3 separate regions of the Homo sapiens genome follow, and all the other regions are linked to region 2. A link is a loop called in an ENCODE intact Hi-C map of the cell type or tissue named here. Cell type or tissue: A673. All regions are shown on one strand. Each heading gives the region's core, and the rest is flanking DNA. Links, peaks and the distances in the headings are about the cores only. Region 1 overlaps CCDC169-SOHLH2 (CCDC169-SOHLH2 readthrough). Region 2 has its middle 49 kb from the start of CCNA1. Region 3 has its middle 120 kb from the start of SERTM1.

The links. Hi-C counts contacts between places; a loop is a spot of excess contacts. Peaks named below come from ENCODE experiments on the same cell type or tissue, not always from the same donor. Only the 100,000 strongest peaks of a DNase experiment are listed, where the experiment ranks them.
Region 1: it touches region 2 in a loop (5-fold over the local background); 5 of 110 quality-filtered maps call a loop at or near these places.
Region 3: a loop joins it to region 2, with 2.8 times the contacts of the local background. A loop is called at or near these places in 2 of 110 quality-filtered maps.

Annotation. Positions count from the first base shown.
Region 1 is chr13:36,278,653-36,289,354 of GRCh38, reverse strand. It overlaps CCDC169-SOHLH2 (CCDC169-SOHLH2 readthrough), which reads left to right. Exons shown (of 16, transcript NM_001198910.2): 2 at 5,653-5,763. The coding sequence starts at 5,749. It overlaps CCDC169 (coiled-coil domain containing 169), which reads left to right. Exons shown (of 8, transcript NM_001144981.3): 3 at 5,653-5,763; 4 at 5,846-5,886. Among named protein-coding and RNA genes, the nearest start is that of CCDC169, 14 kb to the left of the region's middle. In A673, for the core only: a CTCF peak has its summit at 6,333 (motif pointing left); a DNase peak (open chromatin) is centred at 6,294; H3K27ac peaks cover 497 bases.
Region 2 is chr13:36,476,180-36,486,881 of GRCh38, reverse strand. No RefSeq gene overlaps it. Among named protein-coding and RNA genes, the nearest start is that of CCNA1, 49 kb to the right of the region's middle. In A673, for the core only: no CTCF peak of the experiment used is centred there; DNase peaks (open chromatin) are centred at 5,621, 5,941 and 6,551; H3K27ac peaks cover 6,930 bases.
Region 3 is chr13:36,550,398-36,561,099 of GRCh38, reverse strand. No RefSeq gene overlaps it. Among named protein-coding and RNA genes, the nearest start is that of SERTM1, 120 kb to the left of the region's middle. In A673, for the core only: no CTCF peak of the experiment used is centred there; a DNase peak (open chromatin) is centred at 5,719; H3K27ac peaks cover 3,854 bases.

The DNA.
Region 1 (10,702 bases), core at 1,637-9,636, 200 kb after region 2:
GATAAAACATTTTAGCATCAGGCCACAACAGTGGAACCAGAGGAAAAAAGTTACAGAAGCTAATTTAGAAGCTGAAGGAGAGAGCTGTCATCTCAGACCTTCTCAGGGGGAGAAAAAGCTGAAAGCAGTGAGACAGCAATAGTTGAACTTCTGAGATATGATTCTGAGAAGCTTTTAAAAGAAACAGTTTCTAAAATTTTAAAAATCTCTTGTAATTTTATTAAGAGAAAAGTAATACCTTAAGAAAACCTTGTTTTAAGATAGGGGATCAATCTTAGAAAGACTATTAAAAATAATTCCCTTCTAATTATAGCCAACTTAATATATAAAATAGCTTTTGTAATTTTCCTTTTATGAACCTTATCATAACTTACATAGACCATTTATTACATGCTTGGACTTTCTGACTTGTCCTAAAATTTTCTGTTTTCTGAATAACTAGCCATTTTATTTTAGGATAAGAATTTACTATATAAAATCTTTCTCATGTAAAATTATTTGCTTGTTTTATAACTTTTTTATTATAAATACATTTTTGTATCCACAACTTTCTTTATATCTCTCTCCCCTACTCACTGATTCTTTTTTACCTTCTTTTAGAAATAACTTTTAAATAACCTTTGAATTACTTAAATTACTCTTTTTTAAAAAATGAGAACACAACTTGCAGAATTATATATTAGAATTCTTAGTAACCTTAAATTTTAGTGAAAACTTAGGAAGCAAGAAATCCTGAACTGTTTATCAGATGTTAGGATTTTCTGGATGAAACCATTCTACAATTTTAGAAATATGTTTTCCCATATCATAATCTTTTCTTAATTGGAAATGTCCCAGAAATCAAATTATTATCTATTGGATTGGAGCATCTATTATTTAATTCAAAATAATTTTAAGATTTTAACTTACACAAAAAGTCCACTTACAAGCATTTATCTCATTTACATGTATTCACCTTTTCCATTTCTTAATAGTTTATCTAGATTACTTCTGAAAACTGAGATATTACACAAAACTAATCATTATTTAAAGTTATTTCCGGGTCGGGCACGGTGGCTCACGCCTGTAATCCCAGCACTTTGGGAGGCTGCGGCGGGCGGATAATGAGGTCAGAAGATCGAGACCATCCTGGTGGCTAACATGGTGAAACCCTGTCTCTACTAAAAAAATACAGAAAAATTAGCCAGGCATGGTGATGGGCGCCTGTAGTCCCAGCTACTCGGGAGGCTGAGGCAGAAGAATGGCGTGAATCAGGGAGGTGGAGCTTGCAGTGAGCCAAGATTGCGCCACTGCACTCTAGCCTGGGTGACAGAGCGAGACTCCATCTCAAAAAAAAAAATTAAAAATAAATAATAAAGTTATTTCCCTATTAACCATTTTTAAAATCTGAACACTAAATGGTGAGCACCTAATTAAGAACCTTAAAATTAAATGTATTTGCTGATGACTCTGAAGATTTAGCTGTTTCATTGAACTAACAAGTTAGTCTTATTTGTCAAAAAAAAATACACAAAGATTATTCTGTTTTTGGTTGAGTTTAAAGTCTTAGAACCTTTATGTCAACCCTTGACACCTTTGTATACACACTGATACAAATATAAAACCACTTAGACAAAAATGTATGGGGACAATTCTGAAGACCTTTCTATTTTTATCAATAATTTTAAAACCACTTTTATTTATTAAAAATTCACATGCACTTGAAAAGCATTTGGACTTAATTTTTGAGTACTCATTTACTTATAAGCCAGTTTGATAACATGCTAGACACAACGCAGAACATAATACATGAATATTACATAAATATATCTAAACATGTATACATACATGCACAAAGAAATAACCAATAGCTTTTACCTTGGAACTCCAGCCATGAGACAGCATTACAAACTCACAGACCTACAAAAGATAGCTGGCTTCAAGTTCTTTTTCTGACAAAATTGGAACCTGTTCATATGGCCAAACTTCATTTGCCCTAATAGGTAATCCAAGGAAATTTGTGAACCAAAATTTTGGGTAAAGGAGTCTCTATGGCAGTTTTTTTAAACCGCTTTTACCCTTGTTATTTTTTATTTTCAGTTTCAAACAACTTTCCAGTGTTTACATTCTAGTTAGATCATAAATGAGTCCTAGCACCAGCAGCTTAGTAACAGCAGATTTAAAGCAGGCAGAAAAGAGGGGAAGAGGGAAGATAGCTTTAGAAGACTCTACTTAACTCTATAGCTTCAGGTTAACTATTTGAGCTCTAAATTTTTCTTGCTGTAATTTGCCCGTCAGTTTAAAATGTACACAAAAATGCACCATATGTAATCAGCTGCAGTCCCAAAGAGGATGACAAAATCAGGGGCCAGGATGTTGAAAATTGTTTTTTCTCTTCAGTACTGGTTTCCTGGTTTGAACAGGAAAAGAGAAAAAGAAAGGAGTGGAGAGGAGAAAGGAGGTCAGGTTTTATGGGCAGGAAGAGGAAAGAGAAAAGAAGGAAGGGAGGTTTATGAGCCTTCCAGCCACTGCACAGTACCCCTACCTCTCTTGTTTATCTCCTCTTAGGGAGAGCCTCAGCACCCTAGAACTGAAGGGTGTGGGATGAATCCCTCCCATTTCCTCAAGTCACCAGTCAAGGTAAACTGTTTCCAGCCAGAGGGAGCGAAGGGTGGTTTTGGCTGAGAAGAGTAGGGCTGTAGATGGCTTCTGAGATAATCAGGATGATGAAGTTGGAAAAAAGGGGAAAGAGAGAGAGAAAGAGAGACAAAGAGATCAGGGTGCACAAAGATCTCACACACGGACAAACAGGTGGTGTGCATCCAAACAAATCCCTGGTTAAGGGGCTGTGTAGACTCCGAAATCCCTCATTTCAGTTTCAAATGGCTCCCCCAGGCAACTGAGTCAGAACTGAGCAAAGGCCCAAGGGTGCAGCAAATACAAACAAAACCAATGCATAAAATGCTCATATAGTTTCACTGGCAGCCAAGTCTAAATAAAGCAGAGCCCCAGCGACACCCCAAAAGAGGCAGAAGGTGGTTGGGTACACTCTGACTAATGCACCTAGTTCCATAGTTTCTCAGCTTCTCCAGAGGTCACTTTCTTTGCACCAGTGAAGCATTGAAGGTAGCAGACACCATAGCAGGAAGAAAAGAGAGGATCCCTAAGACAAAAGAGTCTTGGCAGCTGCTGGGAAATTCCCTAATATCCTAGCCATGGGTCAGCTAGCCATCAGCAACTAGTATTCACAGGTGGCCCTATGCCCCATCTGATAGAAACCAGACTGGCAGGCTCAGGCCCTGGAGCATACAGCACTCACCATACGGGACACTAAAATTGTAACCAGCAATTGTAAGTGCTGATTGCATAGTTCAATTAACAAAAGCGAGGTCCAGTAGAGAGAAAGTGACTTCATTGACCAAAACTAATAATGGACAAGTGGCCAGATTCCCATCCAAAATAACCATGTCCAATTTCTAGGGAAAAGGCAGGGGGCTTTCAAAGGGAAACTTAATATGGGAGGCATGCAGGAGTTGTGCTGGTTACAAGGTCTGTGTGTCTTGTTTTGGTGTCTATCTTGGGTCTTTTGTGTTGTCCCATGTTGATGTTGGGGTTAATAAAGCCACTTTATGCCAGACCTTGCTCTTATTAATTGGACTCTGTAAGTGGCAAGCAGCCGGATTCCATTTGGTTACGACTGTATACTAATAGGTCGGTCTATCTATCTATGTATCTATGTATCTATGTATCTATGTATCTATCTATCTATCTATCTATCTATCTATCTATCTTATTTTATTTTTTTGAGAAAAATTTTTATTTTTTTGAGATGCAGACTAGCTATGTCACCCAGGTTAGAGTGCAGTGGCACAATCTCAGCTCACTGCAACCTCTGCCTCCCGGGTTCAAGCAATTCTTCTGCCTCAGCCTCCTGAGTAGCTGGGATTACAGGCACCTGCCACCATGCCTGGCTAATTTTTGTATTCTTTAGTAGAGACGGGGTTTCACCACATTGGCCAGGCTAGTCTTGAACTCCTGACCTCAAGTGATCCACCAGCCTCAGCCTCCCAAAATGGTGGGATTACAGGTGTGAGCCACCGTGCCTGGCTGGCTTGTCTATATTTGATAATTAAATTTGATGATTGACTTAAAAGTCAATAATATTTTTAAATAAAATGGTGTCAAAATTTATAAACTGTACTCAGATGTGCCAAAAATAAATTGCATTTTTAATTTTTTGGTAACCATTCTCATCTTGCTCTGAAGAATCCGTTACCATGTTAGGAAAGGGGATACCATGACAAAGGGAGACTTTAGGTAGCAAGTTATAAAGATGATTCCATACAGTTGAGCTCTACTGTATCTTTTGGGTAAATGTTTAGTCTTTCAGGGCTTCTCCTTTCTTCTTGTACCTTTCCAAAGCTTTTGGGTTAATGACTTTCAGTTTCAGTATGGGAGGGGGTTCCATCCCCTTTGGTAGACCGCATTTGCATAGAGATGAGGGTGTAAGGGAGACCTGTGTCAGGGCTGAGGAGGTTGGTAGTGGTATGTGCTAATACTCTTTCTCCTTAACTCTTCCACTAACTGTTATGTAGCAGCAGTTATTTCAGACCTGTGAAGAGCATTTAAAGTTGAAAAAGAAGCCATCTTTTTGCCCTCTACAAAGCCTGACTTTAAAGACTCGAAAAAGTTAGCTTTGGGCTTTGAATCTGAACAAAGACCTTTTAATTTTAGGCTGTATTCTTCTTTTTCCCCAGACATAAGGAAAATGCTTTGACTTTAATAGCTAAAAGGGTTTAGTGAAAGAAAACTGCTTAAGGTTAAGAGAAAATGCCTGAGAAGATAGCTAAATGTACATTGTTCCTTCAGCTTAGGAGTTAAGAGGATATGATTTCAAAGGCAGATAAAACTGGATTAAAAACCCGGTTCCCTTATTTATTAGCTCTGTCATCTTAAGAATGTTATTTGACATTGACATCTTTGAGCCTTGGTTTCCTCATCTTTGTAAAATAGGTGACTACATTTCTAAAATGAGGATTAAATTACTTAATGTATGTGAAGCATTGTGTGCTTTACACACGGCAGACACGTAAGTGATAGTTATTCAGCAGACTTCAGAATTGCTTTCAAAGGAAAAAAAATGAACATGACATTGGATAGGTTAGTAATGTTTAGGATATTTTATATACACATAAACATATATAAAATGTATAAATATATAAATATGTATTTCAAGTTTCCTTGGAACTTGAAATATATATATTTATGGATATGTATATGAAATATCATATATGAAATATATGGATATTATATATATGGGTATTTCAAGTTCCAAGGAAAGAAACATGTCCTGATATTCCCTCTAATTGAATTCATTGTAAGGATGCACAAGAAGTAAAAGAAAAAAGCAGGTGGGAAGTAGGGAAGAAGAGGAATTGCAGTAGTTGTGATAAGGTTTGGCTGTTTGGTAGCCTGAGTGTGAGTCTAATTCTTGCAGTCTGGAAAATCTTACTAACAGAAATACAGACTTAATAACTATTTCCTTCTAGTTGATCTGTATTGCCAATAAAGTCAAATATAGTAATAGAGTAAGATCAAGCTCATAATGTTATTTTAATGAATAAATGAGAGGTGGTGGGGTGATCTTGATTGTTTCTCCCTGTTTTTACTCAGGTAGTGAATGGAAAACCCGTTATGAGACACAACTTGAATTAAATGATGAACTAGAAAAGCAAATTGTTTATCTCAAGGAGAAAGTGGAAAAAATCCATGGAAACTCTTCAGGTACAAAACCAATCATATGTACATTTTATAATTTGAGTTAAAACTGATAAAACATTAAGTGCTCATATTTGATTTATTGTAGATAGACTATCTTCTATTCGTGTCTATGAACGAATGCCAGTGGTGAGTAGAAATGTGATTAAACACAAAGAATAATTGAAGGAAATTATGTCTATTTTTTCCAGACGTATTTCAAAGAGAAGTTTGAAGACTAGCGCAAGGTCCAAATAAACTGTTTTGTTCAAGGGATCTGTTTGAAGGACAACAAATAATTTTTGAGTAGCTATAGGTGGAGCACTAAGTTGCCAGCTATATTCACAGGTGTCCTGAAGAGCAGAGCATGTATAGATATTGCTTTTTGAATCACCGCCAACCTTCAGAGAAAGATATAGACAAATACTGTGTTTTTGCTAATAATGAATTGAGGAGAAATAAGTCCTTTTGCACGCTTGTTACTTTCAACCCAGACATGCCTTTATTTCCATATCTTGGAAAGTCAGGAATTTTTCTAACTCGAAAAATTGTTTTCCCATGTGCTGTCATAGAGTTATATCGCCCTCTTGTGGCATTTAGAAATAGTTGCTAGGGCTATGTTAAGCTTAGTGCCTTTTCTTAATTGCAGGTAGAATTTTATTACTACCTACTGGATATAAAATATTCTGTCTACCTGCTTCTTGATAACTGAGGCTCAGTCCTAGCTCAACAGAGTGGGTATCACCACCCTTGTGGAGAGTAGCAACAAGTGCTGGTATGACTTAGTAAAATACCTTAGGGCATATCTAAGGAGCGTTTAATTGGTTTTCTAACTACTACCTGAGACTCTGGAACATATTCATGTTGGAAAAAATACATTTATTTTCCTTGATGTATTTGTGTTATTTTTGAAGAAAATGTGGTTCTCTAAGAGATTTAATAATTTAGATCCAGAGACAGAGAATTATATTTCTCCACAGTAAAGGACTGAAGAAATATTAGCACAACGAAGAGTGGGACCACAGACCAAGCAGAAAGGAAAGAGAATGAAAGTTCAGTATAAACAGAACTGGTCCTCTCTATTCTCTGGACAGGTGCTTTCATGAGTGTTTGGTACTCATGAATCCAAGAGGGGTGTGTCTGAGCAGCAGAGATTAGAAATCTAATCAAGGAGTCAGCGATAGAAGTGTCCAATTACTAAGCAAAAAGCATTGGGATCCAACAATCCTATATCCAGTCAAGAGACCCTCTTAGCTAAGGACAAAACTAAGTCTTATTCTTTGATATAAAGAATAATATTTGTGAAATTCAGACATATAATTGTGTAATGCAGACATATTTTTGGCTTCCTGTTAAATTGACAATTAGGGAAAAGGGCTTAAATTAGTTGCTTTTGTGGGATAGAGTATGAATTCAAATACCATCTGTAAATTTCCCGATTCTTTATCCTTGTTGTGGATTGTTTAGTGTTTAGGAGTAATCTGTACAGACATACTTATGAAATTGATGTGTTAGTTTGAATACTAATTTTGAATAATTTCAAACTACAGATTTGCTTATGAGTAGCAAAAGGATGGGCACTCGTTGTTGACTAGTATATGTGTAATATTTTATATGTTATTTGACAAAAATGTATAAAATGTTATCTTTAAACTATATCATTAAAGTGGACTTCATTTTAATATAATTTTATCTCTCTTTTATTGTGGTAAATATACATAACTTAAAATTTACCATTCAGCATTTCTTTTTTTTTTGAGGGAGGGTCTCACTCTGTCACCCAGGCTGGAGTGTAGTGGTTCAATCTTGGCTCACTACAGCCTTTGCCTGCTGAGCTCAAGCAGTCCTCTCACCTCAGCCTCCTGAATAGCTGGGACTACAGGCTCATGCCACCATGCCTGGCTAATTATTGTATTTTTAGTAGAGACGAGGTTTCACCGTGTGTCCCAGGCTGGTCTCGAACTCCTGAGCTCAAGCAATCCACCTGCCTCGCCTCCCAAAGTGCTGGGATGACAGGTATAAGTCACCACACCCCGCCTGTTTCAGCCATTTTGAAATGTAAAGTTCAGTGTGATTTTAATATTTTAGAAAAAATTATTCACATAAGTGAGAGTGAAGCTTTAGTCTTTGTTCTGATAATAGGTTGGTGCCTCCAACTTTTTTTTTTCTTGAGGTTCACTTTTCTCCTCTGAAGGTAAGATACGTTATATTATCTTCTAAGTGTCTTTCAGTGGGGTAATTTATTAAAATTTTATTTTAGCATGATGTATCAAGGGTTGCATTTGGCAGAATGTAAGAGAAAGGTTTAAACAAGTAAAGTTTTTTTTTTCTCTTTTCTTTTTTTTCCTCATGTGACAGAAAGTATGAGGTTTGCAGTCCAGGGGTGGTGCAGTGGCTGTATAATGCCTTCAGGAATCCAGGCTTCCCCTAAGTTTCTACTCTGCCATCCATTTGTGAGTGGCTTTTGTCCTCGTGTTTAAAGATGGCTGCTTCGCCTTCTCAGCTGCTTCACGTTATCATTCAAAAAAAGACATAGGTGAAGGAGAAATGGTAAAGGTGAAAGCCGGTCACGTCTACTCCCCTTCAAAGAGCTTTCTAAGATGCTGCACCCAGTAATTCCCCTTGACATTTCATTGGGAGTTAGAACTGTATCATATGGGCACCTTCGTGTGCATGACAGGCTAGGAAATATAGTGTTTTACTGAATATACAGGAAGAAGAGAAGAGTGGATTGTGAGCGTACAGTTGGCTGTATCTGCCACACACAAAGTCATTTAAAGTGAAGGCATTTCATTTTATGTATTCATTCAATTCATTCATACATATTCGTTCAACATGTATTCAGCTGATATTATTTGGAAAATAAAAGGTATAGAAAAAGAATATCATAAAATCAAACATATCCACTGTAGACAGTTCTGTTTTTAGTAATTTTTGTATGCATACATATTGATTAAAAAGAACAACCAAATAAATAAGTCAGCCAACAAACAAAGTGAAAAAGGATTACAGCTAGTTTTTATTGTTGTTTAAAATATAATTATAACCTTACCGCATGGACAGTTTTGAATCCTATGCTAATTGGGGTAATTAAGTCAATTATTTCATATGTTATGTTCTCTTCATGTGCATTTTTCAATGATATATTATGTTCCATTGTGTTGGAATGTGAATGTTCAATTACTTTTCCCTATAACTGGGTATTTTAGGTTGTTTCTGGTTTTAATTTTGAGTTGAAACCCACAGAGTGTATTATGGCAAACAACTCCATATTCTAGTATTTATAAATCTTCAGATCTTTGTCCCTTTTTGACTTTAAATGTTTTAATGAAAACAATTTATAGAGTTGAGATCCCTTTTATTCTCCTCCCTGTCTTCTTTTTGTTTCCTTTTTATAGGCAAGGACTACCATGAATTTGGTATATATTATTTCAGTTTATTTTTAATATCTCTCTACATGTTGTATGTATAAAAATGCATATAAAAAGTATCATACTGTGCATATCATTCTTTTACTCATTATTTAATTCCATTCATGTTAATAAAGATCTAGTAAATTTTATCAGTTGTATAGTATTTCATTATATGTGTATATCCTTAGTATATTTACGTACATCATGAATTACGTAAATTAGCCTATTTACGTACATCATGAATTTTTCAAAATCTCACTATGACAAGCATTGCCACAGTGAATATCTTTATATGTGTCTTTCAGTGCAAAGTGTTCCTCTAGGCTTAGCAAACTTTTCTGTAGATGGATAAATAGTAAATATTTTCAGCATTGCAGTTGTATGATCTCTGATCTTTGTTGTAGCTATTCAACCCTGCTGCTGTAGTATAAAGGGAGCCATAGACAACACCTAATTGGTGGGCTGTATTCTAAAAAATCTTGGTTTACAAAAACAGGCAGAAGCTGAATTTGATCTTTAGGTTATAGTTTGCCAGCCTCTGCTTTAAGGCAGTGATCCATAAACTTTGGTAGGTTATGGAATCACCTAGGGCACTTCATAAAAATACAAAGGCCAAGTCCTGTCCTTCAACCTACTTGCCACCTCTATATTTTTATTAACTCTTCAGGTAATTCTAATAAAAAAGTTTGAGAACCACTGCTTCAAGTATACATGTTCTTAGAAGTGGAATTTTAAAATCATAAGATAGGTAGATTTTCAAATTATTATAAAGTATTTCTGGGTCAGTCTGTCTAAAGACACCCCAGCTCTACAGTTAGTTCAGTATGTCTGGAATAAATAAGAGGGATGATGAGCGATGAAGCTGGAAATAATATGCAGGGGCTAAATAATAAAGGGTTTGGTATTCATGGTAGGGAGTGTGAATTTTTTTTGTATATGATAAGAAGCTATTGAAATATTTTATATAGAGGTTGAAAGATCCTCCCACCCCCACCCCAACCACCATGAAGAAAGGATTCCTCAGGGTGGGTTAGAATTGAATCAGAGAAACCAGCTAGGATGCTTTTGTCGTAGTCTAGGTAAGGGAAGGTGGGTTTTTTTTTAGCTTGGGCAGTATTATATGGGGATGGAGCAGAGGAGACAGATTAAAGATCTATTTAGGAATGAGGATTTCATGAATACTTAGATATTGGGTAAGACTGCAAGAGAATTTAATGACAATTGAGAGTTTTGGCTTGAATAACTTCATGGATTACAATGAACAGGATAATAGAAATTGAAATTAGGATGTTAGGAAATGGTAAGTTTAGTTTTGTTTGTGTGTATTACACAGGTGATAGTGGTTTGGAAGCAACTGAAAATAGTTTTGGATTATGGAAAGTTGCTTCTCTGAAAACAGAGATCACCAAGTCATAAGTGTCACATGCAGTCATGAAACTACAAGGGATTGCTCAGGAAAAATATGCAGTCTGAAAAATAGAATTGAGGTTGAAACCCTGGGGAATGCTGACATTTAAAGTGTTAGGAGGCAATTTAGGGAATATTATTGAGAA
Region 2 (10,702 bases), core at 1,424-9,423:
ATCATTAAAAAGTCAGGAAACAACAGGTGCTGGAGCGGATGTGGAGAAATAGGAACACTTTTACACTGTTGATGGGACTGTAAACTAGTTCAACCATCGTGGAAGTCAGTGTGGCGATTCTTCAGGGATCTAGAACTAGAAACACCATTTGACCCAGCCATCCCATTACTGGGTATATACCCAAAGGACTATAAATCATGCTGCTATAAAGACACATGCACACGTATGTTTATTGCGGCACTATTCACAATAGCAAAGACTTGGAACCAACCCAAATGTCCAACAATGATAGACTGGATTAAGAAAATGTGGCACATATACACCATGGAATACTATGCAGCCATAAAAAATGAAGAGCTCATGTCCTTTGTAGGGACATGGATGAAATTGGAAATCATCATTCTCTGTAAACTATCGCAAGGACAAAAAACCAAACACCACATGTTCTCACTCATAGGTGGGAATTGAACAATGAGAACACATGGACACAGGAAGGGGAACATCACACTCTGGGGACTGTTGTGGGGTGGCGGGAGAGGGGAGGGATAGCATTAGGAGATATACCTAATGCTAAATGACGAGTTAATGGGTGCAGCACACCAGCATGGCACATGTATACATATGTAACTAACCTGCACAATGTGCACATGTACCCTAAAACTTAAAGTATAATAATAATAAAATAATAATAATAACAATAACACTGCCTTATAAACCAAAGGCTCTTTGCAGAGCCACCTTAAAAAAAAGGGCTTTTGAAATAAACCAGTTAAAGAAAAAAAGAATAAAAAAGAAAAAAAGAGGCTACAGGACTTATGGGACATCATTAAGAGAATAAATGATCATATTACCAGAATTTCAGAAGAAATAAAGGTGAAAAAGGCATACGAAATCTATTTAATCTAGTAATAGCTGAAAACTCCCCAATTCTTGGGAGAGATATGGATATCCAGACCCAGAAATCTCAAAAATCCCCAAATATATTCAACCAAAAATGTCCTCTTTGAGGCACATTATACTCAAACTTTCAAAAGGCAAAGACAAAGAAGTTTTAAAATAGTAAGAGAAAGTATCCAGTCACATATCAGGGAATCCTCATTAGATGAACAGCAGATTTCTCAACAAAAGCATACAGGCCAGGAGAGAATGGGATGATATATTCAATGTATTGAAAGAAATAAACTCTATTTGTCCATTCTCATGCTGCCATAAAGAACTGCCTGAGGCTGGGTAATTTATAAAGGAAAGAGGTTTAATTAACTCACAGTTTTGCATGACTGGGGAAGCCTTAGGAAACTTACAATCATGACGGAAGGGAAAGTAAACACGTTCCTCTTCATATGGCAGCAAGAGAGAGTAGTGCAGAACTAAGAGGGGAAAAGCCCCTTATAAAACCATCAGATCTTATGAGCACTCATTCACTACCATGAGAACAGTGTGGGGGAACTGCCCCCATGATCTAATAACCTCCCATGAGAGCCCTCCCCCAACATGTGGGGATTATAATTCAGATTACAATTTAAGATGAGATTTTGGGTGGGGACACAGCCAAATCATATCATATACCCAACAAAGCTATCATGCAGAAATGAAACAGAAGTAAAATCTTTCATGAATAAGCAAAAACAGATAATTCATCACCACTTCACCAGCCTTACAAGAAATGCTTAAGGGAGCACTGTATGTGGAAGCACAAGGACAATAACTACAGTAATGACAACATATAAAAGTATAAAGCTCAAAAGTATAAAATTATGTATCTTTGAACAGATACACAAATAAGAAAGATAACATAATCAAACATAATCACTAGAGAAAACCATCAAACTCCGAAAATAAATAAGAAGCAAGAAAGAAAAGAACAAAGGTATATAAAATAACCAGAAAACAATTAACAAATGTAAGTCCTCACCTATCAATAATAACTTTGAATGTAAATGGATTAAATTCCCAAGTTAAAAAATATAGATTGGCTGAATGAATAAAAGACACAGATCCAACTATATGCTAGCTATAAGAAACTCACTTCACCTATGACACACATATTTTCTTTGTCTGAAAGTATAAGGGATAAAGCCAGGCATGGTGGAACATTCCTACAGTCCCAGCTAAAAGGGAGGCTGAGGTGGGAAGATTGCTTGAACCCAGGAGCTCAAGGCTGCAGTGAGCTATGATTGTGCCACTGCACTTTAGCCTGGGCAACAGAGCATGACCCTGTCTGAAAAAAAGAAAAAGAAAAGAAAGAAAATGAAGGCATGAAAATAGGCATTCCACAAGGCGGAAACCAAAAATGAGCAGAAGTAGCTACACTTATATCAAATAAAATGGATTTTAAGTCTAAAACTATATTTTTAAAAAGACAGAGAAGGTCATTATGTAATAATAAAGAGATCAACTCAGCAAGAGGATAAAGGAATTGTAAATATATACTCACATAACAGTAAAGCACATATATATGTGTGTATATATATATATATGTAGGGGGAGATAGACTTCAATACAATCATAGCTGGAGACTTTCATACACTACTCACAGCATTGGACAGGTCATCTAGACAGAAAATCAAAAAAGAAGCACTCGATTTAGACTGCACTATAGACCAAATGGACCTAACAGACATTTATAGAACATGCCATCCAACACCTGCAGAATACACATTCTTCTCATCAGCACATGGAACATTCTCTAGAATACACCATATGTTAGGCCAAAAAACCAAGTTTCAACAAATTTTTAAAAACTGAAATCATATCAAGTCTCTTTTCTGACCACAATGAAATAAAACTAGAATAACAAGAGAAACTTTAGAAACTGTACAAATACCTGGAAATTAAACAACATGGTCCTGAATGACCATGAGTCAATGAAGAAATTAAGAAGGAAACTAAAACATTTCTTGAACCAAATTAAATAAAAATGCAACATACCAAAACCTGTGAGACACAGCAAAAACAATACTGGAAGGGAAATTTATAGAAAAAAAAAACACCTTTATCAAAAAATAGAAAGATTTCCAAAAACAACCTAATAATGCTCCTCAAAAAACTAAAAAAAGCAAGAACAAACCAAACCCAAAATTAGTAGAAGGAAAGAAATAGAATATATCAGAGCAGAAATAAACAAAATAGAGGCTAAAAAATCAATACAAGAGATTAACCAAATGAAAAGTTGTTTTCTTAAAAGTTAAACAAAAATGAACAAAACTTTAGCTAGACTATCCAAGAAAAAATGAGAAAAGATCCAAATTAATAAAATCAGAAAAAAGAATATATTACAACTGATACCACAGAAAGGATCATTAGAGACTATTATGGAAAACTCCATACCAACGAATTATAAAACCTAGAGGAAATGAATAGATTGCTGACACATGCAACCCATCAAGACAGAACCAGAAAGAAATAGAAAACCTAAACAGACCAATAACAAGTAACAAGGTTGAAGCAGTAATAAAACGTCTCTCCAAAAAAGAAAAGCCAGAACCAGATGGCTTCAATGCTGTATTCTAACATTTAAAGAAGAACAAACATCAATTTTCCTAAAAATATTCCAAAAAGCTAAAGAGAGGGAATGATTTTATACTCATTCTATGAGGCTAATATTACCCTAATACCAAAACCAGACAAAGACACACCAACAAAAAGAAAAGTACAGGCCAAAATTCCTGATAAAGGTAGATGCAAAAATCCGCAAAACATATGCCAGCAAACCAAATCCAACAGCACATCAAGGTATATACCATGATCAAGAGGGATGTATCCCCCAAATGCAAGGATGATTCAAAATATGCGAGTCAATAAATGTGATCTATTTCATCAACAAAATGAAGAATAAAAACCATAGAATCATCTCAATAGATGTAGAAACAGCATTTGATAAGACTCAACATTTCTTCATGATAGAAACTCAAAACAAATTAGGTATAGAAGGAGTGTATCTCAACACAATAAAGGCCATAGATGACAGACCCACCACTGACAGCATGCTGAATGGGGAAAAGTTGGAAGCTTTTACTCTGATAATTAGAACGAGACAAATACACTCACTTTTACCGCTCTTATTTAAAATAGTACTGGAAGTTCTAGCCAGAGCAATTAGACAAGAGAAAGAAATAAAGGATCTCCAAATTGGAAAAGAGAAAGTCAAATTGTTCCTGTTTTCAGATAACTTGATCTTATATACAGAAAAAAACTGAAGACTCCACCAAAAAACTCAGGACTGATAAGTGAAGTCACAGTATACAAAATCGACATACAAAAATCAGTAGCATTCCTATACATAAACAACAAACTAGCTAAAAAAGAAATGATGAGAAACATCATCAATCAAATGATGAGAAAGAAACAAGGACTACCATGTGGTACATTCATTCCACTTCTGGATATATATCCAAAAAAAGGAAATCAATATATTGAAGAGTTATAGGATCAACTTAATTGTCCATCAACGGATGAATAGATAAAGAAAATAGGATACTATTTAGCCATAAAAAGAATAAAGTCCTGTCATTTGCAGCAACATGGATGAATCTGGAATCAACATTAAGTGAAATAAGCCAAGTACAGAAATACAAATATTACATGTTCTCACTCATATGTAGCGGCTAAGAAAGTATTATCTCATGAAGATAGAAAGTAGATTGCTGGTTACCAGAGGATAGGAAAAGTAGGGAGAAAGGAGGAGTGAAGAGAGGTTGATTAATGGGTACAAATAAACGGAAGAAGAAATAAAACCTAGTGTTCGATAAATCAGTAGAGTCACTATACTTAACAATAATCAATTGTACATTTCAAAATAGCTAGAAGAGAATAACTTGAATGTTTCTAGCATAAAGAAAATACACATATTTAATGTGATCAGTAGCTCAATTATGCTGAATTGATCTTCCCACATTATATGCATGTATTAAATTATCACAGATACCTGAAAATTGGTAGTTTTCTTTCTTTCTTTTTTTTTTTTTTGAGACCGAATCTCACTCTGTTGCCCAGGCAGGAGTGCAGTGGCATGATCTCGGCTCACTGCAACCTCTGCTGCCCAGGTTCAAGTGAGTCTCCTGCCTCAGCCTCCCTAGTAGCTGGGACTATAGGTGCCTGCCACCACACCCAGCTAATGTTTGCATTTTTAGTTGAGATGAGGTTTCACTATGTTGGCCAGGCTAGTCTCAAACTCCTGACCTCAGGTGATCCGCCCACCTCGGCCTACCAAAGTGGGTACATTTATTATGTATCAATAAAATATATAAAACAGAAAAGAGATATGATTCTGAAAAGAGAAGAAAGTGACGGAGTCTATGGCTTCTAGCCAGACATAAGAAAAAGCACTTTATTGGAGATTATATCTTATTGAAAAGCAATTTATTTCTGGTATGGCATGCATATTAAAATTCCTTCTTGTTGGCACATTTAATCCGTTTTTAGAATCCTTTGGAATATTAAATTTCTAATGTTTGAAGCTAAACCAAAACTGAACACTTTCAGGGGACAGAGTTGAAGCAGATAGAGCAAGCTGGAGGATTTTATAGTTATTCAAATGAGAGCTGGTGGTGGGAGCACAGGCTAGGGGGAGGAGCAGGCTGACTTGAAGGGCAAGCAGGAGGAGATGAGCAGAACATGCTCACTGTGCAAGAAATGCAGAGGAATTGAGGATGACTTCTAAAATTTGTTTGAGCAGCTGATGGTGTTGGTGCTATTTAAGGAGATGAGATTTGTGGTTGGGAGAAAGGTTGGAGGAAGTGCAATTAGGAGTTGTGGCCTCTCTCTCTTTCTTTCTTTTTCCTTCCTTCCTTCCTTCCTTCCTTCCTTCCTTCCTTCCTTCCTTCCTTCCTTCCTTCCTTCCTTCCTTCTCCATTCAGCCACTCTGTGTCTTTTAATTGGAAAATTGAGTCCATTTACATTCAGCATTAACACTGATAAATAAGGGCTTACCACCCTCACTTTGTTGCCCGTTTTCTGGTTGCTTGTAACTTCCTCTATTCCTTTCTTTCTTTCTCACTGCCTTCCTTTGTGGTTAATTTATTTTCACTGGTAGTATGTTTTAATTCATTGCTTTTTATTTTTAGTGAATCTATTATAGGTTTTTGTGTTGTGGTTACCATGAAGCTTACCAAAAAAATCTTATAGATATAACAAGTTATTTTAAAGAGATGACAACGTATCTTAGATCACAAAGAACAGAAGCCAACAAAGAGAAAACTAAAAAACCTCTACACTTTAAATTCATCCTACCCACATTTTGACTTTTTGTCATCTCAGTTTACATATTTTTATATTGTCTGTGTCTTACAAGATTGCATAGCTATCATTAGATTTGATAGATTTGTTTTTTAGACTTCATACTAAAGTTATGAGTGGATTGCAGTCACAATTACAGTACTAGAGAAATCTGGGTTTGTCCATGTATTTACTTTTACCAGTAGGTTTTATACCTTCACATGTTTTCTTTTTGCACATTAGTGTTGTTTTTTTCAGACTGAAGAACTTCCTTTAGCATTTCTTATAAGAAAGGTCTGGTAGTAGCGGTGATTAAATTATCTCAGCTTTTGTTTGTCTGGGGAAACACCTTATCTCTCCTTCACATTTGAAGAATAGTTTTGCTGGATACAGTATTCTTAAATAGCAGGGTTTTTTTCTTTTTCAACACTTGCAAAATGGCATCTTATTCCCCCTGACTAATATGGTTTCCTTTGTAAAGCCTGTTGCCAGAAGAATTGGAGCCCCTTTATATGTTATTTGCTTCTTTTCCATTGCTTTTTTAGGATACTGTCTTTGTCTTTGATTTTTGAAAGCTTGATTATTATATGCCTTGGTTGTCCTATTTGGGTTGGATCTGTTTGGAGTTCTCTGACCTTCCTATATGGATATTTACATCTTCCTCAAGTTTTGGAAAGTTTTCTGTTATTATTTCTTTGAATAATATTTCTACTCCTTGCTCTTGCTCAACTCCTTATTAAACACTAATAATCCTGAAATTTGACCTTTTGAAGTAATTTTCTATATTGTGTAGGCAATTGTCATTCCTTCTCATTCTTTTTTCTTTTTTCTTCTCTATGTATTTTCAAATAGCTTGTCTTAGATCTCACTTATTCTTTTCTCTGCTTGATCTGTTCTGCTGTTGAGAGCCTCAATTAAATTTTTCAGTTTGGCAAATGTATTTCTCAGATCCATGATTTCTATTGATTTGTTTTTATTACTTCAATCTCTTTGTTAAATTTATAATGCTAATATGTAATAAATTTATGAATTGCCTTTTCATGTTATCTTGATCACTGAGTTTCCTTTAAAATTGTTAATATGAATTCTTGGTCAGAGAACTCATGTAGCATCATCTTGTCACAGCCAATCACTGGTTTCTTGTTTTGTGAGGTCATGATTTTGTTTGCTTTTGTTTCTTGCATACATACTTTTATATTTTCGCATTGAAGTTTTAGTTATTTATTCCAGTTTTCTCTGTCTTGCTTGCTTTCATTTTCATTGGGTCTGTTTGCTCAGAGATTCTTTATAATTTACCTGTTAAATATTTTCCCCCACTAAGTGAGGAAAAATGATGCTGCTGCTGCAGTCTTTCCTAAAAAGGAGACAGCAACTTAGTGATTTGACTCAGTTCTAGTAAATGATTGGAGCACTGCCCACCTCACATGGGGGGTAGCTTAAACGGATATTCCAGTAGTGTGGGATGGCTAGTTAAGGGTTTGTGTCCAGAGGAACTGTGGAACATACCTTTTACAGCATGGCTACTGAACAGCCACTCTGATTTGGTGTTTCTTTTGGTTGAGTTACAAGCAGAATTTCCAGGGCTGGGGATGGGAGTCTTGCCTCCTCCTTTTGACTCTGCCTGTCTTCAGGAATACTTCTCCTTTTAGGCACTCATAATATTTCCTATGGATTGAAGAAGAGACAGCTTTCCTGCCAGGGAACCCAAGATGGTGGGGAAGCTGATCGTCCACCTCGCTTTCACTTTTCAAAGTGTCAAAATCTTGAGTCGGGGAAATTTTCCACATACTTGATGCTGGGCAGATTGGGGATGGGGGAGTGGTGTCACAGATATGGGAAATCCAATTCTCTTACTGTCGAATTAAAGTTTTTTAACTTCATTGTGGACCCAGGAGCTATCTCATCTTTATACTTGAGTTCTGGGATATTGCTAGTGATGATCTCAATACTGGGTATATATATATATATTCATTTTCTGTGGGGGAAGTGAAGCCAGCTTGCTTCTAAGCCACAATTTTTAAACCAGAATGATTTGAAGAGTATATTTCTTCCTATTTAAATAGTTCTACACAGAATAAGAAACTAAAAGTAATGGAGCAAAGCAATAATACACTTCTCAAAATGCAACTGAAAACAACCTGTTTCTTGAGAAAGATTAAGTGTGTGTGTGTGTGCATATGTATGTGTACATATATCAGCTTTAAGAAGCATGTATTAAATATTGCAGAATGCAACATTTGCTTATGTTTAGACCTTCTGTTAAAGTTTATTTCACTAGTTTCTTATTTATTTAATTAGAGTCGTACAACTGCATGAAAGAAAAGAAGAATCATTTGTACAAATAACAGAAAACCTATCAATTTCTTATACTTCCTCAACTCAAGCTCCTTTTATTTTAAAGGGGTGGTTTGGCAGTGAGTGTTCCTATTTGGAATGGAATGAATGGTCACCTTTGGTGGACAGAACATGCACGTCTAATTTCCTTTTACACTATAAGCACCCTATTTTTAGCAAAACTACAGAATGGCTTCTTCTGCCTTTGAATAGTGTTACAATGTTTGCACTGTTAGTTTTATCATAAGACAACCCTTCCCAGATGGTATTTATATCTGGCAGTATGATGATTAGAATTAGCATTTAATTAATTATGCATATTGAACAACTGCAATCCCACATAGATTCTATTACCTGGAATGCTACTGGATTGCTTACTATTTCAGATTCTTAGAACAAAAGGTATGTGCAGATGTCCCCTTTTATTGTATCATTTTCAATGATGATGTTTTAAGTTCTTTTAAAATTTACCAGAAGTGCAGTTTGTGAAATTAGATCAATTTTACTCTGATGCTGCCTGTGGTGAAAAACGAAAAGAAAACAAGAATTTGAAGCTCCTGGAATACAAGCTAGACTCTGCGTATCACCTGGATGTAATGCCTTATCACACATATGTCTTGCCTTTCCTTTACCTCAAGCTCTAAAAAGTTATTCCAGAGAATGATAGAACCTTCCTGAGAGGGCATTTTAATTTTATCAAAATACAAACTGTCCTGTGGCCATGACAACGGCTTTCTTACCTCATGCAATTTCTCTGTACAGCCACATAAGCCTTAACCAAAGCTTTCAGTAGATTTTAAATTGAATCACTATAATTCTCTGGTGTTTTTTCTCCACAATTCTTGGTACTGAATTATACAATTGTTACGTGTGTTAGAAAGTGGCTTCCTTTCAAGCTCCAGGGTAGGATAATGAGCAGACAGAAATTTGAGCAGCCATTTACTTTATATCCAGGTAGAATATTTTTAAACTTTCCTGTGGACATTGAGAATCAGAATCCCATGCTCGTAAGAATAAATTTCATAATCTTGGGTCAAGATTACAGACAATAGTCACTGACAGAGGAGACCAAACTTCACATATTTTTCATTTTTCTCCTTTCTCACTTTGTGTATGAAAATGCTACAGTAAGTAACGTCAGCTTTAATCCCAGACCACCCAATCCATTCTGTAGCCTGGATGAAGTTTCTAGACAAATGCAATCATGTCAATATCCAGTTTAAAATTATGCACAGTCCTCAAGATAAAGTCCAAGTTCTTTAACATAAATTCAAAATATTTTTCCATTTGGCATCTGCCTAGATCAGTGGCCTTAATTCTTGCCTCTCTTCTCCAGCCAAACAGAACAACTTTAAGGTTCTTAAACTTAGCCAAGTAGGCTTGGCATCCAAATTATTTATGCCACCTAGGTATGCTTCCTCTAATCCCACATTCCTGGCCTGGATAACCCCTATTCATCCTTCAAATCTCAACTAAGATGTGGTTTCTGATTGAGGCAGAGCAAGATGGCCAAATAGAAAAGCTATTAATCATCCCCCCACAGGAACACCAAATTGAACAATTATCTATGCAAGAAAACGCCTTCATAAGAACAACAACAGGCCAGGCATGGTGGCTCATGCCTGTAATCCTAGCACTTTGGAAGGCCAAGGCGGGTAGATCACCTGAGGTCAGCAGTTGGAGACCAGCCTGGCCAACATGGAGAAACCCCGTCCTACTAAAAATACAAAAATTAACCAGGCGTGGTGGTGGGTGCCTGTAATCCCAGCTACTCAGGAGGCTGAGGCAGGAGAATCGCTTGAACCCTGGGGGTGGAGGTTGCAGTGAGCCGAGACCCTGCCATTTCACTCCAGCCTGGGTGAAAGAGCAAGACTCTGTCTCAAAAAATAAAAATAAATAAATAATAATAAAAAAAGAACAACAGATGAGCAATCACAATACCTACTTTTAGCATAACAACAAGGAAAGACACATTGAAAAGGGTAGAAAAGATAGTCTTGCTTTACCTGTACTACCCATCCCCCAACTCCATACAGGGCAGCCAAGAGACAGAATCTGTGTGCTTTGTGGGAGGGAGAGCAAAGTGAGAGTGGACTTTGCATTAGAGCTTAGTGCTGCCCTGTCACAGTGGAGCACAACATTGGCACCATTCTAT
Region 3 (10,702 bases), core at 801-8,800, 75 kb before region 2:
GTAAGAAATGTGAATGATGGAGGGGAACAACCACACTAGGGTCTTTTGGGAGTTGTGCTGGGGAAGGAAGTGCGCCAGGAAAAATAGCCAATGCACGCAAGGGTTAATACCTAAGTGAGTGCTGTTTTTGTCCCAGTGCCTCAAGGGAAGGAACAGCTAACCCCCTGCAGAGTGTTGCCCGCTCTCAGACACAAGCTGGATTGATCCTTTGAAGCCAGAATTTCGCCCTGTTATAGGGTTTGAAAGAACACTAGGCCTGAGGAGAGGAGAATGTTATCCTTGATTGGTATGGGGTCTGTGACAGTCAGGGAAAAAGGAAATCCAAATCAGACATGTATTTCTCTTTGAGGAAACAAGTCTTGCCTTCCGGAAACCATCTGTGTCCCAGTGCAGGGCCATGTTCCAGCGGAGTAACCTGCACAGGAGGCAGGAGGTGTCCTCCTACAACCCTTAGACTAAGGCCAGCATCCGTAGCACTCGGTTTAGACCTCTGTTGTAGCACTTGCCAGATCACTTAAATTATCTGTAAGTCTGATCTGCTTCCTCACAGGTCATAAACTTTTTAAAAACAAGAACAGCCTCATAGCTACCTTGTATCTGTCACCTAGCTCAGTGTCTGGCAGATACTCAACCAAACAGATGTAGGAAGAGAAGGCCATTGATCTAGCTGTCTATTCCTAGGACAAACTTGTCAGGGGCTCTCTTTCAGTCAGTCAGGGGTGACTTTCAGTCCTTTCTGGCAATGCCTGGGAAGAGCTCCAGCTGTCTGCACAGTGTGAAGGAGGCAGGGGGCAGAAGGCACGCTGGCAGGAAGACCCATCCAGAGGCTCACCTGAAAGAAGCTGCTGCCAGAGGAGTGGGCAGCAGAACCCACATGAGAGACCCAGGGAGGACAGCAGCAGGATTTGAGCCAGAGCAGGGGGGAGTTGGGAACTTCAAAGAAAGGCGTCAGATCCTGTCATTGCTTCTTGCTTGATAATGAGATGTTTCTTTCATACTCAGTGACTAGTTTGCAAGAAGAGCTCTGGGCTCTCCAAAAAGCTGGATTCCTCAGGTTTTTAGGTGGGAATTAGAACCGAGAAAACTATGACTCCCTCTTACCTCCCCTTCTCCAAAAGAAGAAGGCATATGGGACTCTGAGTTCCTTACTGTCTGGGACTGTATCTTGCTTATACTCATCTCTGACATGGAGTGAGAGGGAATAAAGTTTGTATGTATGTCTGCACATATATATAGGGAGTATAGCCTGAAATTAGGACAGACTCAACCCCAATTTCCTATACCTAACAAAATTATAAGGCTATGACCTGAGTAATTCGTACATATATACTCAATATTAGCTTAAGAGAAAACTTATCTTTTGTCTCTGTTTCATAAGAGTAAAAAAACTAATCTTTTATTTATTTGGATTTTGAGAAAACAATTTTGCTGGTTTTTAGAGCCTGGTGAAGTGAGCCTTCGAGTGCTTTGTTCTCCCTGCAAACCTGCCCAGGAGCTGTAACCACCCAGGTCTCATGTTTCTTGTCTGCAGATTCATTGACTCCCAGCCTATTCTGACATGCGACACAGCCCATCAGGCAGGTAATGTTTATGTCAGTAGGTTTCAGGCAAACTAATCCAGAAGGCAAATAAACATGGGAAACCTGGGTCAAACAGAGCGCAACAAATACCTTTACATGGACTCCTTAAAACCTGCAACCTCCTTAAAATGCCCTGGAGAGTGGGTATACAGCATTTCCCAACATACATAACCACAGGACCCTGTTTTTGCAGCTAATGCACAGAAATAATGTTCTGCATAGCCCACTGTGGAATTTCTTGGAAAACAGGAGGAAAGTTCTGCAGGGGCCACAGCAGACCTTGGATCATTACTGTAAGTGACTTTGAGTGAGTCACTATACCTGACGGGGTTTTAATTTTGCTTTCTGAAACATAAAGAAATTAGATACCCATAGACAATAGCTAAAGTCCTATCTGTTCTGTAGTTATATGATATTCTACTAGCTGGACATGGTGGCAGGTACCTGTAGTCCCAGCTACTCAGGAGGCTGAGGTGGGAGGATCGCTTGAGCCTGGGAGGTCAAGGCTGCAATGAGCTGTTATTGCACCACTGCACTCCAGCATGGGCAATAGACTAAGACCGCGTCTCAAATAAATAAATAAATAACCTCTTTACCTATAAAGGCCACTTTTAATAGGATGGAAAAAAAGTAAACTACACCTTGAGAGAAAAATATTTTCTAATTACATAACTGAAAATGGACTTGTATCTAAAATATATAAAGAACCTCCTTGGTTTCAGCCCCCATTTCCATGTGTAAATCCAGGACTTTAATCATTTTGTGAATGCCCCACCTTTTCCTTCAGCAGAAAGAAGTAAATTATTCAATTAAAATGGGCAAAATACTTGGACAGATATTTCACCACAGAAAATACAAAGAAGGAAAATAAGAACATGGAAAGATGTTCAACATTGTAAGTCAAGGTAAAACCATGTTGAGATGCCACTGTACTCTTAGAATGGCTAAAATAAAAAGAAACTCACAATGCCAAGTGCTGGTGAGGACACAGAGCAACTGAAACTCTGGTAAATTTCTAGAAGGAATGCAAAATGGTACAGCAACCTTGGAAAATAGTTGGGCAGTCTCTTATAAAGTTAAACATACCCTTACCAAAGGACCCAACGATTCTCACTCCTAGGAATTTACCTAAAGAAAATGGAAGCTTATGTTCCCATAATAGCCTGTACATGAATGTTTATAATCAGCTTATTCATGGTTGTCAAAAACTAAAAAACAACCCAAATTTCCATCAACAGGTGATAGGATCATCATCAAGCTGTGGTATATACGTATGATGGAATACTACTTGGCAATAATAAGATACCAAATACTGATACATGTACCAACATGGATGACTCAAATGCATTTTGCCAGTTGAAAGAGTACAGACCCAAAGGGCTATGTAGTATTATATGATTCCTTTATTATGAGATTCTGGAAAAGGCAAAACTATACGAACAGAGGACAGATCAGTTGTTGCCAGAGACTTGGGGGTATGAGAAGGGCATAGTTGACTGCTAAGGGGCAGCAGAGGAAATTTTGGAGGTGATGAAACTGGTTTGTATTATGCTGGATACATGACTCCATTCATTTTTCAAAACCCATAGAACTCTATGCCAACCACAAGAGTAAATGGTACTGTATGAAACTTTGAAATTCTTTTTTTTTTTTTTTTTTTGTAGTGACAGGGTTACATAATGTTGCCCAGTCTGGTCTCAAACTTCTGGCCTCAAGCAATCCTCCTGCTTTGGCCTCCTAGAGTGCTGGGCTGACAGGCATAAATCACTGTGCCCAGCCAATTTTTTTTCTTGAGACAGAGTCTCACTCTGTTGCCCAGGCTGGAGTGCAGTGGTGCAATCAGGGCTTACTGCAGCCTTAACCTCCTAGGCTCAAGCAATCCTCCTGCCTCAAAGTCCCAAGTAGCTGTGACTACAGGCATGCACCACCACACACAGGTAATTTTTTAATTATTAATTTTTTTGTAGAAACAGGGTCTCACTGTCTCACTGTGTTGCCCAAGCTGGACTCAAACTCCTGGCCTCAAGTGTTCATCCCTCCTTGGCCTCCAAAATGTTGGGATTAAAGGTGTGAGCTACTGCCTAAAAATAATTTTAAGGCATTTTAATTGATATATAATAGTTGTACATATTTTGAGGGAACATGTGATATTTTGATACCTGTATCCAACGTGTAATGACCAACTTAGGGTAATTAGAATATCCATCACCTCATACATCATCTTTTCTTTGTGGTGGGAACACCTTAATTTTTATTTTCTTGCTATTTTGAAATATAGAATAAATTGTTAACTATATTTTCCCTAGTGTACTATCGAATTCTAGAACATTCTTCGTATTTTTGCAACCCAACTCCTCAAAGAGATACTTGTCTAGGAAGCCTGTGCATTTTTGGAGGATGAGAAGTGCTAATCCTTGTCCAGAGAGAGCAAAAATTAAGAGAACTTATAAAATTTAGGCTATATTAATTCTGATATAAATAAAAATACACAGTACCAAATTTACAAAACCTAGGAACTTTTTGCATACTATGATTAAAATAAAATATTCTCACTTTTAAAAGATGTCTCAGAATTTTTAAACTCTAAAAGAACACATGGTTTGTTGAATATTATTTTCATGGTTGATCAAAATGCCCTGTTTTCTTCCCTGTGCATTACAAACACAACCATCTCCTTAACCATGTAGCAAAATGTAAGATAAAGTGTTTGAAGTTCTGTTTACTTAATTTTTTCACTTGGTTTTCTTTTCTTGCAAAAATTTTTCAAAGCAAAGAACAAGTCTAAAGTTTGTATCATTTGGAAGGGTCGTTTTACTGGAATTTCACTGAAGTGAAGCTGTTGTACTTTCTTTGGAGTGAAAGCATTTCTTCGGCCCCACATCGCCAATGATTTTATGAGAGCCCAAATCATCTTGCTTTAAAACAAAGTTAAAATCAGTTTATTCAAAGATGGACATGCTCCTGAGCATTCAAAGGTAAAGTCTCGATTCATTTTGCATTAGTGAACAAATATTATGTTTTCAAATCAGTGAAAGAAAAACTACTTCTTTAGTGCAACATGCACTCTCCTAGTAGAATTTGTAGGATGAAACTGAAGCGATGGTCTGGTGAGTTTTTAAATTAGAAAGCAATTCTCCTAATGAGAACATGCATTAGGGATGCAGTTCCTGCTCTGGCTCACCTAACACACCAAAACTTTCCAAATGTATTTCATCTCAGCCCTTGAACAACCTCACAGAACCAGCATGATAAATGTGCTCTAGTGTTTCAGTCCTCATGGGCCACTAGAGTTAGAGCAGCCTTTATTTTTTAGCAAATATAACTTTCCTTTTAAGTACACCCATTTCTGTTCCAAGGGAAACAATGCTGCTAGGTCTAAGCTATGAATCCAATTATTCTACAAGATAGGCTTATGCATTTTAGAAAAAAGGTATCTTCTGCAGCCAGATTTCCCATTTCTGTAAACAGAGAAAAACTGAGATTTTTGAAAAGTATGTTGACTTCTTTTTCAGGTCACTTGGATATTTTTCACTTTGGGTATTTAAAGTGGTTTTCAAAAAGCCCTAATTTTCTACTAAAACTAGGAATCTGTCTCATTGAAATTATGTTTCTGACTAGGGGTTAACATAGTAAAGCAAAAGGAGACAGTCATCTAGAGATTGTCTCACAACTGGGGACAATCTCTAAGAAAGACTTTCAGGAGGGACTCCCCAGGAAGAACTCTCAGGGGGCAGGTGATTCAGTCATACCTTAAATAATGACCAAAACCAATGGCACTAGATGACAAAGATGTCATTCTGTGATACCTTCCCTTAACACCAAGATAATTGTATGTGTTTATAAATGCTTGTTAGCATGAGTCTCTAAACCCATTCCCTGCATATTCTGTACATTTTACAGATAATTATAAGAGATAACATTAATTGCATGCTTATTCTGTGGTCAGCACTTCCGGAGCTTTATAGGCATTTTTTAAAATTTAATCCTCCAACAACACTAGAAAGGGGAATGCTATTGTTGCATGAACAGACAATTCTCAAAAGAAGACATACACTTGACCAAGAAACACGAAAAATTGTCTACATCACTAATCGTCACAGAAATGCAAATCAAAACCACAATGAGATACCATCTCACGTCAGTCAGATGGCTATTATTAAAAAGTCAAAAAACAGCAGATGTTGGTGAGGCTGCAGAGAAAAGTGGGCCGAGTGTGGTGACTTATGTCTGTAATTCTAATGCTTTGGGAGGCTGAGGGAGGATTGCTTGAGCATAGGAGTTCAAGGCCAGCCTAGGCAATGTAATGAGACCTTGTCTCCATTTTTAAAAAATTAAAAATTAGCCAAGAGTGGTGGTTTGCACCTGTGGTCCCAGCTACTCAGGAGGCTGAGGTGGGAGGATGACATAAGCCTGGGAGGTTAAGGCTGCAGTGAGCCATGATTGTGCCACTGCACTCCAGTCTTGGTGATAGAGCAAGGCCTCATGTCAAAAAAAAAAAAGGGAGTGGAATGCTTATACGCTGTTGGTGGGAATATAAATTAGTTCAGGCACTGTGGAAAGCAGTGTGAACATTTCTCAAAAAACTTAAAACATAATTACCATTTGATCTAACAATCCCATTACTGGGTATATATCCAAAAGAAAGCAAATCATGCTACCAAAAGGACACATGCATGTGTGTATTCATAGCAGTACTATTGTCAATAGCAATGACATGGAATCAACCTAGGTGCCCATCAATGGTGGATTGGATTTTTTAAAATGTGGTACATATACACCATGGGATACTACACAGCCATAAAAAAGAACAAAATCATGTCCTTTGCAGCAACATGGATGCAGCTGAAGGCCAATATCCTAAGCAAATTAATGCCATAACAGAAAACCAAATACCACATGCTCTAATTTATAAGTGAGAGCTAAATATTGGGTGCTCATGGACATAAAGATGACAACAATAGAAATTGGGGACTGCCACATGGGGGAGGGATGAAGAGAAGGGGACAGGGTTGACAAACTAACTATTGCGTACCATGTTCAGTACTTGGATGATGGGATCATTCATACCCCAAACCTCAACGTCATGCAATATATCCAGGTAACAAACTTGCACTTGTGCCTCCTGAATCTAAAATAGAAGTTAAAAAAATAATATGCCCAATGTCCAAACATTAGTATATATTCATGGCAGCATGAAAAATCTCAGAAATCTATAACCTGTGGCCAGAGCCATCACACTATATTGTATAAGATGAACAGCCTAAATGAAAAGAGGTCTATACATTAAATAAAGAAGGAAATGGCAGAGGAGGAGAAAGGGGAGGAAGAGGAGATCCTGATTTTGGTGAGGAAGAGAATGTGAGAGAAAAAAAGATGAACACTGACATATGACAAAGCCTTTTCTTTCAAGATTAGCAGATTCTGTCCTGTTGTAACTTGGCTCAAGACAACATCAGGAGAGCCATTACTCTGTGACCTTCTGAGCAGAAGTCATTTCATCATTCTCTGATCCTTTCATATTTGCTCATTAGGATGTGATGTATAGCTCTCCCTAGGCCCAAGCCAACAAGGCTAAGGTAATGCTCCATAGCTGATCCAAGAAGGCCCTGCTTCCTTGACCTTGAGACACTTAATTCTCTGGCTTCTTGTTGCTGTGAGGCTACTCACTGGTTACTGCTGGACCATGGAGACACTGATGGCATATTTGATATGACACCAGCAGAAAACAAAACTCTGCTTGAAGGGAGGGCCACAGCTTATTGTTCCCAGCAGGCAGCAGCTGCTGAAGCTCTGATTTCCACACCTCTTGCTCAAAGCTTCCTGGAAACCCCAGCTGGAGAGATTCTGCCCTGTCAGGCTATGTGGACACTTTATCCTCAAGGCATTTAGGGACTCAAGAAAGAGCATGCCAGCTTCAAATCCACTTGTAGGGTAAATGATACAGAAAACCAACTCAGGCGTGGATTTGTACACACATTAAGGAAAATTTAAGGGTCTTCAATCCATGTGCCTCTCCATGACTTTCATTGGCTCAGGGAAGACAGAGAAGTCTTAAAGCAAAGAATTCCCTCCCACTGGAGACACTAATGCCAGGTCACTTCAGGACAGGCTTGCAGGCTGTTTTCTCTAAACAAGTGGTTCCCAGACTTTACTTTCATGGACTGGTAAAATGACCAAAAGCATTATGAGAACTAATATAGTACCAATAATTTATTTTGCCTAGTATGGACATTAAAACAAGCAAACACACTCCTATCTTCTATTTGCCTTCATATCATATTAGAAAGGATGTGCGGTTTCCCAGGTTTCTTCTCACTCCCTACCCTGGCAGGCTGATCTCAGAGTTCTTTGGTCCTCATGTGGCCCTACCACTGTCCCTCAGCTCCTTCATTTCTTCCCTCCCTTTTCACCCAGCTGAGATCCCACAGTCCATTGCTGTCCTGAGTCCTTGACATTGCTCCCTTACCATCCTGGCCTCTTTCTCCTATTGTGGCACTCTCTCAGCAAAACCCTGAACATGGCTAACTACAACTTTTTATCAACTCTGAGCCTTCATCTGCACAATGTGTGCATCTGGAAAAAACATTCAATCTGGCCAATGGTCTCCCTTGAAATTCATGGCCTCTAACCTCAAGTAGGCCCCAAGTACTTCTCATAGATACTACAACAGTTCCCTGGTCCAGTCTCTCGCCCACTGTCCTAGGTAAATGTCTCACATATCCTAGACTGTCCCACGACCATGCCCCTTCTCTTGTCAATCATCTTGTTCCCAAACTATTCCGTGCTCTGACCCTCTCTCCTGACAACCTCACACCTTCTCTTCTTGTCTCTCCCCAGACCTCCAGAACTCCCCCTTTCCCATCCTTCTTCTCAGGCAAGGATCCTCCTTTCTATTTCACAGAGAAAGCAGAGGAAACTAGAAGAGAACATCTGTCTGCTCCCACCACCTCATCTGCTGTTCCGAGCCAGTGGCCAGCTACTCAGCCTTTCTTCCTGTTCTGGTGGATGAACTGCTCTTCAGCCAACAGACAAGTCTCTAGGGAAACAAAAAGTCACAGTTCTTGATCCTATGAAGCATATGATCTATTAGGAAGACAGACCAGCAAATAAAGGATGATAAGATTATTATAATAATCTAATAACAATCATAAGAAGATATTATAGTAATCTTAATGATAAGACTCATGTCTTATAAAGGGCAAGTCTAAAGATTAGTGAAAGGTGCCCCAAAGAAGATGCATCAGGGTCTGCCTAGAGGGAGGATCAGGGCAGGCTTTGCATGTGTGTTTACCCAAAAGAGAAGCAGCCACGCTGGGAAGAGGGGCTACCTGTTGAGGAAAAAGCAAGAGAGGAAAAGCTCTACTGGAAGAAAGCCTAATTATCAAAACCACTGAGGCTTAGACATTGCCCAACAGCAGACATCACATGTCTAGAAAATAAGAAACCATTCAGAGAGTGCTAACTTCGTGAGAACAAAACCATCAATCAGAGGCAAACACCACCCCATGGTATTTGGTATTGTCCTTGCTTTCAAGTTGTTAATAACCGACATGGAGGCTGGTGATAGCCAGGGAATCTGCCAGCAGATGGTAAACAACCCCCAAGATATTAGAAGAAGGTGGACAACAAATAGCATCTGGGTTTCAGTCTCTGCCCTGCCATTAACTGGGTGCGGCTCTGGATGGTCTCCGTTCTCTGGACTTCAGTTGCTTTGCTATAAAGGAAAGGGTTTGGATTATGTTATTTCTAACTTCCTTCTAAACGCTAACACTCTGGATGACTACAGAGTACATTGGGGTTTGCAATTGACAGAAACAAAAGAAGACTTGAGTCTTTGAGTTACAGGGTTGAGACAGGCATCTCATCTCAGCATTGCTGTCCAGGGTGGCTTAGTCTAAGGTGCTGTGTCATTCTCAGGAATATCTCTGATGTGTATTTTAAAGTCTTACAAGATCTTTGAACCAAAGGCTGGCAGATTTCTGCTCTTTCCATTTATGGGAAAATGACAGGAAAGTGTTTGTGTTGTGTGGATGGTTTCCGGTGCCCTCATCAATGTCTGGCTTTAAGGCTGGGTCAATACCACTTTGTTTTCCTTCAGTAAGTGCCTTAAAACTCTCAATGCCAGGAACAGCAACCAATCTTTATTAATTAGCCCTTATTCTCTGAAAAGATGCCTTCCATCACATTTAGAAGGAGAACTTAGTCCTATCCTTGGCACCAATTTCTAGAATCCTGCCCTTCACATTTGTTCTTTTTAATGACTTCGTATCCACGCCTTCTGGGCTATTCATTTGTTCTTAGGTCTGAGGGGCCGGCCTTAGATGACCAGCTCGTGAGAATACTTAGAAATGTACTTCTTGCTTGGCTCTGAGAAAACTAGACCTGATTTGCTTTGGGTTTTTTTTTTTTTTTTTTTTTTTTTTTTGCATAAAAGGTAGCAACTGAGGATTTGATTCCAACCTTCTGCCAAAATCTATATCCTCAAGTAGCTTATCAGGGATAAAATTAACTATAACTGAGGCAGAAAGTGAGTTTGCTCTCTCCTGATGTTAGCACCCTGCAAAGAGTTAATAGAACATGATTCTTAAAAAATTACCCACCAAAGCAAGGGAGAATCCATAATAACTCACACTGATTATTTACTATGTGCCACCAACTGATCTAATTGTTTTCTGTACATTAACCAATTTATATATGAACACCTTATAAAGTAAATATTATTATTATTACTATTCCATTTTATAAATGAGGCTAAGCCGGGCTAAGTATATAGTTAGTAAATGTCAGAGCCAAGATTCCCAAGGAGACTCTCTGGCTTTACAGCGCACAATCCAGACCCCAGGCTATATTGTCTCTCAAGTTTCCCCTTGATGTGTGATTCCATATATCTGGCATTACTAGTTCTATTTCTATCTTCCCCTAGACTATAAGCTCCATGAGGACAGGGCCTTGTCTGCTTCACTCACTTAAACTATCCTTAAAACTAGCGCCATGTCTAGCTTATACTGTGTCTATAAATATTTGTTGAGTGTAATGGAAAATGACTTCTTTCCCCAATTCTCAGAACTGAGCAAATGCATGCAAAATAGTTGCTGGGTTCAGAGTGGAACAACTGAATGAGG